Linked DNA regions of Homo sapiens: region 2 is linked to region 1. Evidence: chromatin contacts called from ENCODE Hi-C or POLR2A ChIA-PET data. All regions are on one chromosome and are shown on one strand. Each heading gives the region's core, a stretch centred on a gene start or an enhancer-like site at or near the end of the contact. The rest is flanking DNA. Distances are from core to core; before and after follow the strand shown.

The links. A loop is a pair of places that touch in the nucleus more often than their neighbours do. ChIA-PET counts read pairs that join two places held with the same protein, here RNA polymerase II (POLR2A). Pooled maps may share reads with other maps.
Region 2: a loop to region 1 is called in a pooled map, with 2.7 times the contacts of the local background. The contact joins two enhancer-like sites. A Hi-C loop is called at or near these places in 1 of 168 maps with a recorded cell type or tissue (vagina) and 3 of 50 pooled maps. POLR2A ChIA-PET finds 5 or more read pairs at or near these places in 8 of 52 experiments (Caco-2, HepG2, PC-3 and 4 more).

The regions. Positions count from the first base shown.
Region 1 is chr2:65,099,970-65,105,178 of GRCh38, forward strand. It overlaps RAB1A (RAB1A, member RAS oncogene family), which reads right to left. Exons shown (of 6, transcript NM_004161.5): 2 at 4,765-4,837. Among named protein-coding and RNA genes, the nearest start is that of RAB1A, 28 kb to the right of the region's middle. Within about 2 kb of position 3,227, at least 4 of the 41 ENCODE cell types and tissues checked have a DNase peak (open chromatin) inside an H3K27ac peak, as active enhancers do.
Region 2 is chr2:65,184,372-65,189,389 of GRCh38, forward strand. No RefSeq gene overlaps it. Among named protein-coding and RNA genes, the nearest start is that of ACTR2, 41 kb to the right of the region's middle. Within about 2 kb of position 1,865, at least 6 of the 41 ENCODE cell types and tissues checked have a DNase peak (open chromatin) inside an H3K27ac peak, as active enhancers do.

The sequences.
Region 1 (5,209 bases), core at 1,977-4,476:
AGTCAATGACATAAAAAATATATAAATAAAAAAGATAAGGTATAAAACTCTAGATTAAAAGACTAAGCAAGAAAACAACCAAATGGAAACTGTATTTTGCAGGTTGATAATGGCAATGTCATTTTATAAGAAAATGTTTTTAGAAATATGGGCCGGGCATGATGGCTCACACCTGTAATACCAGCACTTTGGGAGGCCAAGGTGAGTGGATCACAAGGTCAGGAGTTTGAGATCAGCCTGGCCAAGATGGTGAAACCTCATCTCTATTAAAAATACAAAAAATTAGCTGGACGTGGTGGCGGGCGCCTGTAATCCCAGCTACCCGGGAGGCTGAGGAAGGAGAATCACTTGAACCCGGGAGGTGAAGGTTGCAGTGAGCCGAGACTGTGCCACTGCACTCCAGCCCAGGCGACAAGGCATGTCTCTGTCTCAAAAAAAAAAAAAAAAAAAAAAAGTTATGTTGTAATTGAGTGCCTAATAAGTATCAGGTACTATAGAAGTATATAGAGGCCAGGCGCAGTGGCTCACATATGTAATCCCAGCACTTTGGGAGGCCAAGGTGGGAGGCTCACTTTAGATCAGGAGTTCAAGACCAGCCTGGCCAACATGGTGAAACCCTGTCTCTACTAAAAATACAAAAAATTAGTGGGTGTGATGGCACACGCCTGTAAACCTAGCTAGTCAGGAGACCAAGATGGAGAATCGCTTGAACCCATGAGGTGGAGGCTGCAGTGAGCCGAGATTGCACGACTGCACTCCAGCCTGGGCGACAGAGCGAGACTCCATCTCAAACCAAAAAAAAAAAAAAAAAAATGCAGAGAACAAAATGAATGCAATAAATATTCATGTAGCACATCTATCCCCCAGGTACTTGGATAGAAATACTGAATTCTTGGCCGGGTACAGTGGCTCACGCCTGTAATCCCAGCACTTTGGGGAGCAGAGGTGCACATATCACTTGAGCTCAGGAGTTGGAGACCAGCCTGACCAACATGGTGAAACCCCATCTCTACTAAAAATACAAAAATTAGCCAGGCACAGTAGTACACGCCTGTAATACCAGCTACTCGGGAGGCTGAGGCATGAGAATCACTTGAACCCGGGAGGTGGGAGTTATAGTGAGCTGAGATCATGCCACTGTACTCCAGCCTGGATGACAGAGCTAGACTCCATCTCAAAAAAAAAAAGAAAAAGAAAGAAATGCTGAATTCTTGTAAATCTCTAAATGACCTTTACTCCCATGCCTGAGCCGTTACTATTCGTCTGCCCAAAAGCCTCAGTTATCTCTCTCTGCATAACCCTACTTACTCCCCAGCCCCAAGGTCATGTGGCATTTATTCATCCTTCAGTTTTGAGCTCAGGCAATACTGAGTGTCCAAACAATTTCTTCAACTCCTCAGCCAATAGATTCTTCCCTCTGTGCCCCCAGAGCTTATTGCACATTTCTTTATTATAGTCCTCACGATTGTCTCTATTAATATTTTGAGGGTATGGGGATCAGCATTTTAAAAATAGTTTCCAGGTATTATTGGAAAACCTTTGACTTCAAGCAATGGACATCCCAGAGAGGGTTTTCCTTGAGGCACAAACGCCTGAGGCTACAGCTAGATTCTTCCCACCTACCGAGAGTTGCTTAAGAATTATGCTTAATTTTAATATTTGCCAATTTAATAAAAATTAAATGACACCTAAGTTTAACTTAAAGGCCTTTAATTACAAATAAAGTTGAGCCTTTTTTTTTTTCCATATTTATTGGCAATTTGTATTACTTCCTTTTTTTTTTTTTTTTTTTTTTTTGAGATGGAGTTTCGCTCTTGTTGCCCAGGCTGGAGTGCAATGGTGCGATCTCGACTCACCACAACCTCCGCCTCCTGGGTTCAAGCAATTCTCCTGCCTCAGCCTCCCAAGTAGCTGGGATTACAGGCATGCGCCACCACATCCGGCTAATTTTGTATTTTTAGTAGAGACAGGGTTTCTCCATGTTGGTCAGGCTGGTCTCGAACTCCTGACCTCAGATGATCCGCCAGCCTCAGCCTCTAAATGCTGGGATTACAGGCGTGACCCACCACACCCAGCCAGCAATTTGTATTACTTCTTTTTTCAACTGACTGCTCATGTATTTGCCACTATTTCCATTAGGAGAAATATTCTTTTCTTGTTGATGTGCAAATGTGCTTTATATGTTGAGAATACCAATCCTCATATATATATATTTGCTATTGCCATTAGTTTTCTAACATTTTTGTGCCTGTGATAAATTAATTTTAATAGTCAAATTTAGCAGTGATTTCTTGCTTTTTTCTTATTTTAAAAAATACCTTCACAAACCAAGATTAAAGAGCCACCTATGTTTTATTCTAGTACTCATGGTTTTATTTTTAACTGTTATATAAAAAGAATTATACATTATTTAATATTTTTTAAATAACCTTCATTAATATCGGCACTCATCAGAAAAGTCATATGTATTTAGGATACTGTCAAGTGGTAAACTCTAAGTTTTTTCAAATTCTAATTTTCCATGATAAACTTAAATTTTATTTCAGCCAACAAATGCTTGCAGCTACTTCCCTTGAAATGACTATCACAGTTCATCTGAGAAAATCTGTCAAATAGCCAATTCTGTTCTAATCTGTCTGTTAGCTGTTCTTTCAAGTTAAAAAAAAAAAAAAAAATGTCCAGGTGCAGTAGTTCACGCCTGTAATCCCAGCACTTTGGGAGGCTGAGACAAGCGGATCACGAAGTCAGGAGTTCGAGACCAGCCTGGCCAACATGGTGAAACCCCATCTCTACTAAAAATACAAAAACTAGCTGGGCTTGGTGGCAGGTGCCTATAATCCCAGCTACTTGGGAGGCTACGGCAGAAGAATTGCTTGAACCCGAGAAGCGGAGGTTGCAGTGAGCCGAGATTGTGCCACTGCACTCCAGCCTGGGCAACAAAGCAATATTCCATCTCAAAAAAAAAAAAAGAAATGGTGTTCCACAGAAAAAAATAAAGCAGTTAGCTCAGCTTACAACTCAAAAAACTACAAATGCTTTTCTTTTCTCCAAAATAACCAACACACTAGCCAGTATGCAGTAAAAAGTGCTTTCTCCAGCACTTTGGGAGGCTGAGGCACATGCATCGCTTGAGCTCAGAAGTTTGAGAGCAGCCTGTGCAACACAGTGAGACCTTGTCACTACAAAAAAATACAAAAATCAGCCAGGCATGATGGCGCATCCACTTGGGAGGTCCCAGCCACTTGGGAGGCTGAAGTGGGAGAACAGCTTGAGCCTGGGAGCCAGACGCCACTGCACTCTAGCCTTGGCAACACAGCCAGAATCTGTCTCAAAAAAAAAAAAAAACATTGTTTTATGTGAACTTCCCATTTCTTCACAAATATTTTTAAAGGAATACTCATGGATCAACATTTTTCAAAAATTAATCATTTTAACTGTTTTGTCAAGGACAATCTTCAATAAAAATGGCACGGCTTGTTTTTGTTCCTGTGAGGGCACAGAGGTAAAGAATGCCATCACCATGAGTACAATTTGGAGCTTAGCGCTGCCTTGATGTGTACCAAGCCAGCAGCAATTTTACCCACATGCTTTTGTACCAGAGCCAATGTCATCACTGAAAAACGCAAACATCTTTTATATTAGTATTATTACCAAGTAAATATTTCCTTACAAATACTAACATCTTAGTATTATTAGGATATTTTGACCTCATGGGCTACCTGAGAGGGTCTTGGTAACCCCCAGGAGTCTTTGGTCCATGCTCTGAGAAACAATGATCTCTAGAAGGGAAACATGCTAATTTGTTTTTTTATTTTTTTTCTTTTTTTTTTGAGACAGTCTTGCTCTGTTGCCAGGCTGGAGTGCAGTGGCACCATCTCAGCTCACTGCAACCTCCGCCTCCTGGGTTCAAGCGATTCTCCTGCCTCAGCCTCCCGAGTAGCTGGGACTACAGGCGTGTGGCACCACACCCAGCTAATTTTTTGTATTTTTAGTAGAGACGGGGTTTCACCGTGTTAGCCAGGATGGTCTCGATCTCTTGACCTTGTGATCCGCCCGTCTCGGCCTCCCAAAGTGCTGGGATTACAGGCGTGAGCCACCGCACCTGGCCAGGAAACATGCTAAATTTAAAGGTAGTTGATAAAGACTATGAAGGACACTGTGGATTCTGTTAAGTCAAAAGTCCTTTATCTGTCAGCTTCAGCATTTAGAACTATGCCATTGGCCAACGAAGTTTGTCCAAGACCCTACTTTTTCTTTTATTAACTTTTTTTTTCAGAGACAGAGTCATGCTATGTTGTCCAGGTTGGTCTCAAAACTCCTAGACTCAAGTGATCCTTCCACCCTCAGCACCCTGAGTAGCTGAGACTGCAGGCATGATCCACTGCGTCACCTGGCTCTGCTTTTTCTTCTTATTCTACTAAAGTTTAATTTAAAGATTTATTTTCATCAAGTCGCTTTCAACACAGGCCACCAACTACCCCTTTAACTTGCTGCCTATATTGGAACTGCTGTTTGACTCTGACCAAAAGTATTAGACATTCTGACTTTATAACCATACTTCACTGAATTTCTTTTAAGAGCAACAATATTTTTCTATTTAACAGTCCAAGATACCACTGGGGATGTATATTTGGAGTCTTTAAATATATAAATTCTGGAAGAATTAACTTATTCTGAATAAAACTGTTTAATTTTATCTACCTAGAAAACATACATAGCATTAATTGTACCATTAATTGTAAAGACATTTCAATTTCAACTTACTGCAAACCTAAGAAGAAGGCAAGACTTTCCAACCCCTGAGTCGCCAATCAGAAGTAACTTGAATAAATAATCACTGCAAAAAGAAAAAGAAAATGATGTTAATAAAAAGCACACTGCATTGCTATAAGCTATACAAAAACAAAAACACAGCTACAAATAACAACTCACTGTGAAGACTACATCTCCTATAAAGCCCATGCATGGCTTAAGCCAAAACTGCAAACAGCCACAGCCCTTCTGACAGATCACTAAACATGATAAAATTATGTAAAAAGTAGGCAATGCCACCTATGATCTCTAACATCAGTGAACTTCCACTTAAAAAGAAAGAAGGAAAAGAAAAATAAGTGATACGCACTCTTGGACTGCCCAAGATACTTAAAACATTCTAAATAAATCCCACTCCTCTATAGTATTAGAATACAGAAAGGTAACTTTTCATTGT
Region 2 (5,018 bases), core at 615-3,114, 83 kb after region 1:
TAACAGATTGCAACCTATTAATCATTTGTGTTAGCTTTCCAGGGAAACCTCCATTTAAATATGGATTTATCTGCTTCACAAGTTTCATTAAGGGTCATTATTCTTATATATTTATATTAATAATTGCAGGAGAGAAAAATATTACAGCATTTTTTTTTTTTTTTAGATGGAGTTTTGCTGTTGTTGCCCAGGCTGGAGTGCAATGGTGCCATCTTGGCTCACTGCCACCTCTGCCTCCCGGGTTCAAGTGATTCTCTTGCCTCAGCCTCTCGAGTAGCTGGGATTACAGGCATGCGCCACCACACCCAGCTAATCTTGTATTTTTATTTTTTATTATTTTTATTTATTTACTTAATTTTTTTTTTTTTGAGATGGAGTTTTGCTGTTGTTGCCCAGGCTGGAGTGCAATAGTGCGATCTCGGCTCACCGCAACCTCCGCCTCCCAGGTTCAAGCTATTCTCCTGCCTCAGCCTCCTGAGTAGCTGGGATTACAGGCATGCATCACTACGCCCGGCTAATTTTGTATTTTTAGTAGAGATGGGGTTTCTCCATGTTGGTCAGGCTGGTCTCGAACTCCTGACCTCAGGTGATCCGCCTGCCTCGGCCTCCCAAAGTACTGGGATTACAGGCATGAGCCACCGCACCTGGCTAATTTTGTATTTTTAGTAGAAACGAGGTTTCTCCATGTTGGTCAGGTTGGTCTTGAACACGGGACCTCAGGTGATCCGCCCACCTTGGGCTCCCAAAGTGCTGGGATTACAGGCATGAGCCACCACTCCTAGCAATATACTCTTTATAACCTCACTACAACCACCTCAGATAGGCATTATTATTCACACTTTAAGCATGGAGAAACTGAAGCTCAGGGAAGTTAGGTAACTTGTGCCAGGTCACACAGCAAGTTAAGTACTGGAGCTGGGTTTGGAAACTGAACATTATGTCTCTAGGGCTGAACACTTACCTATTAAGCTATTATCTCAACTGCAAGTTTGATCATAAGACAGAATATTTACTTACTAATTAAGATGTACAAATGGGTAGGTTAGAGATTTTGGCTTTAGTCCTTACTCTGATATTTTAGCCAACTTTCTTCGTGACTCATTTTTTTTTTAACCTGTCAAATGGGAAAATAGCACTTACCTATTGTATGCAACCTATTTTTACCTATCTTTATTATTATGATAATAGATGTTAAAGTACTTTGAAAAGACAAATACTATACAAATGTAAAGTGCTACTACGATTATTTTTCTAAATAACAGAGGGCACTACACCTGTCTTCTGTCTTGGTGGGGTCAAGGTCTAGATTGACATTCTAATTCAACAAACATTTCCTTCTTTCTTTCTTTCTTTCTTCTTTTTTTTTTTTTTTTTTTTTTTTTTTTTTGAGACAGGGTCTCAGTCTGTCACCCAGGCTGGCTGGAATGCAGTGGCGCAATCTCAGCTCACTGCAGCCTCAACAGCCCAGGCTCCAGAGATCTTCCCACCTCAGCTTCCTGAGTAGCTGGGGGTTACAGTAGCTTCCCGAGTAGCACCCGGATAATTTTTTTTTTTTTTGAGACGGAGTCTCGCTCTGGAGGCTCTGTCGCCCTGGCTGGAGTGCAGTGGCATGATCTCTGCTCACTGCAACCTCCACCTCCTAGGTTTAAGCGATTCTCCCTTCTCAGCCTCCTGAGGAGCTGGGACTACAGACGAGTGCCACCACGCCCGGCTAATTTTTGTATTTTTAGTAGAGATGGGGTTTCACCATGTTGGCCAGGCTGGTCTCAAACTCCTGACCCTGTGATCCACCCGCCTCGGCCTCCCACGTGCTGGAATTACAGGCGTGAGCCGCCGCGCCTGGCCGCACCCGGCTAATTTTTTCAATTATTTGTAGAGGCGGTGTTTCGCCATGTTGCTCAGGCTGGTCTCAAACTCCTGGGGTCAAGCTACCTGCCCGCCTCAGCCTCCCAAAGTGCTGGGATTATAGGCGTGAGCCCCCACGCCTGGCCAACAAACACTTAAGTGTCTTCTATGAACCTAGCAAGTGCTTGGCACTGCTTCTGTTGAGTGCACAGCCCCAAGCGGAAGACAAACATTAAATACGCAATTATACAAATATGATAAAGTTTTATATTGTGTCTTGAAGGAAATAAACCCCTTGTTAGGAAAGAGAATGAGAGAGTGGACTTGGAGGAAATGACTTTTTCTCCACTGGGAGAGGGAAGAGTGGAAAACATGGAGAGGGGAGTGCTGTGCATGAGTCATGGTGGGAGAGATACCAGCCCAAGGTTGGGTCACTCAGGGCCTTGGGGGCTCTGTATTGGGCTTTGTACTTTATCCCAAGTGCAACAGAAAATCCTTTTTTTTTTTTTAACTTTTTTTTTTTTCTACTCTTGTTGCCCAAGCGGCAGTGCTGCAGTGGCGCAATCTCGGCTCACTGCAACGTCTGCCTCCTGGGTTCAAGCGATTCCCCTGTCTCCCAAGTAGCTGGGATTGCAGGCGCCCACCACCGCACCCAGCTAATTTTTGTATTTTTAGCAGAGACGGGGTTCACCATGTTGGCCAGGCTGGTCTGGAACCCCTGACCTCAAATGATCCGCCCACCTCGGCCTCCCAAAGTGCTGGGATTACAGACGTGAGCCACCGCGCCCGGCCAGAAAATCCTAAGGGGTTAGGAGCTGAGGCCTAGAATGGTCAAAGAGTTGGAGGTGTTTGCAAAAGTGATTTCATTGATGACCCGTGATGTCTGGGTTGAAAAGGGGAGAGTGAAGAGAGGAGGGGACTGCAGGATGGAGAGAAAGCAGCAGGGCTTGGACTGAAGAGCTTGCTAAGCTGAAAGGACTGTTGCTGCGGGGGTTACTTGAGAGCACGGAAGGAGAGGAGAGCGTGTTTGAATGAGTGAGGAAGGCTGTGAAGTTTCTGGTCCATGTTGTGATCACGGGAGTGGGTGGTGGTAACAGAGCAGAAGGAAGTGTAGCTGGGAATGTGAAGTGAGAAAGCTAAAAGGCCAGAATGGCTTGACAGAACCAGAGAGCAAGTTCCAATTCACGGGAGGCTCAAGCGCCTGGGTTTTGTACAGGGCTGACCCCTGCTGGTAAATTCTGGTAGAAGCCCAGGAAGCCACGCTGCTCGCTTAGGAGAACCTGAGAAGTGTGGTAACAGCGGTCACAGGCAGCAAAGGAAGAGGGCTGTTTTTCCTTAGACATAACATTTTCATTTTTGAAATGTCTCTGCCAGTTTTAGGCTTAGAATGTCCTCACAACTAAAGCATTCTTTGTAAATAATCCCCAACTCATGTTATCAAATGATGAAAATGCAATGTATGAATAATAGGGAGAAAAATTTCTCCGTGAATTGTCTTTTCACTTTCTTAGTAAACATATATGTAATAAAATGCACACATCTCAACTGTAGAGCTAGATGAAACTGTAGAAATGTATAAGCCCATTACGTAACAAATGTAATCATCACCCAGATTAAGTTAGAGCATATTCCAGTAGATCTCCCCAAAACCTCCCTCTTGTCCACTCACTACTTACCCTACTATCTTGACTTCTAACAGCATAGATTAGTTTTGCCTGTTGTTGAAAGTCATATAAATGGAATCAAACTGTATGCATTCTTTTGTATTTTGTTTCTTTTCTTTTTCTTTTTTTTTTTTTTTTTTTTTTTTGAGATGGAGTCTCGCTCTGTCGCCCAGGCTGGAGTGCAGTGGCGCAATCTCAGCTGACTACAACCTGCACCTCCCGGGTTCAAGTGATTCTCCTGCCTCAGCCTCCCAAGTAGCTGGGATTACAGGCGCATGCCACCATGCCCAGCTAATTTTTTGTATTTTTAGTAGAGATGGGGTTTCACCGTGTTAGCCAGGATGGTCCTGATCTCCTGACCTTGTGATCCGCCCGCCTCAGCCTCCCAAAGTGCTGGGATTACAGGCGTGAGCCACTATGCCCTGCCTGTATTTTGTTTCTTTGACTTAACATATGCCTGTGAAATTTACCCACATTGTGGTAGTAGTTCATTCTTTTTTAAAAAATTGCATTAAAAAATATGCTACCATTATTTATCCATTCTTTTTTTTTTTTTTTTTTGAGACGAGGTCTTGCTGTGTCACCCAGGCTGGAGGGCAGTGGTGGGATCTCAGCTCACTGCAACCTCCACCTACCAGCCTCAAGCAATCCTCCCACCTAAGCCTCCCAAGTAGTAGCTGAGACTACAAGTGTGCACCATCACAACTGGCTAATTTTTGTGGGTTTTTTTGGCTAGAGATGGGGTTTTGCCATGTTGCCCAGGCTGGTCTTAAACTTCTGGGCTCAAGCAATTCTCCCAGCTCAGCCTCCCAAAGTGCTAGGGTTACAGATGTGAGCCACTGTGCCAGGCCCACTATTTATCCATTTCTATTACTGATTAAAATTTGGATTGTTTCCAGATTATGACTATTATGCTCCTATGGCCATCCATCCATATGTCTTCTGTTAATTGTATGTGTGTGTATATGTATATATGTATTGTGTATGTATATGTATACACACATACATATGTGTACAGATATGTATGTCTATATACACACATACACACACATGCACACATATACACACACACATATGTTTGGTTAGTTGCCAGGTCACTTTAAGTAGGCAACAGAAAGGACCTCAAGAGAACTCCTTGGAGAATCTGACTTGAGGTCCTTAGAGTTTGTGTAGTACAGAGATGAGTTCTGAAAACATTCTCCAGGCCAAAGTGGCCAGAGGTGGCAGAGTAGAGAGGGCTGTGTTAGATGTGGACTACACGCCCTCTGAGGACAGGGCAAAGTACGGGTGGTTCTTATGGACCAAATGTGGATCCTGGGTCCCTCTTGGATCCTTCCCTAGAAAGACCATGGGATCCCAAAAGAGAGGTGGCCTGAAAGATGACAGGGAGCGGTCAAAATGGCAGTCAGATGAGAGGCATTACCAGGAATCTCTGAGGGACTCAAGGAGGGGAAGCCCTGGGATCTCCATCCCCTAGGGGGTACCTTCATGGGGTACCTGTCAGTAAGA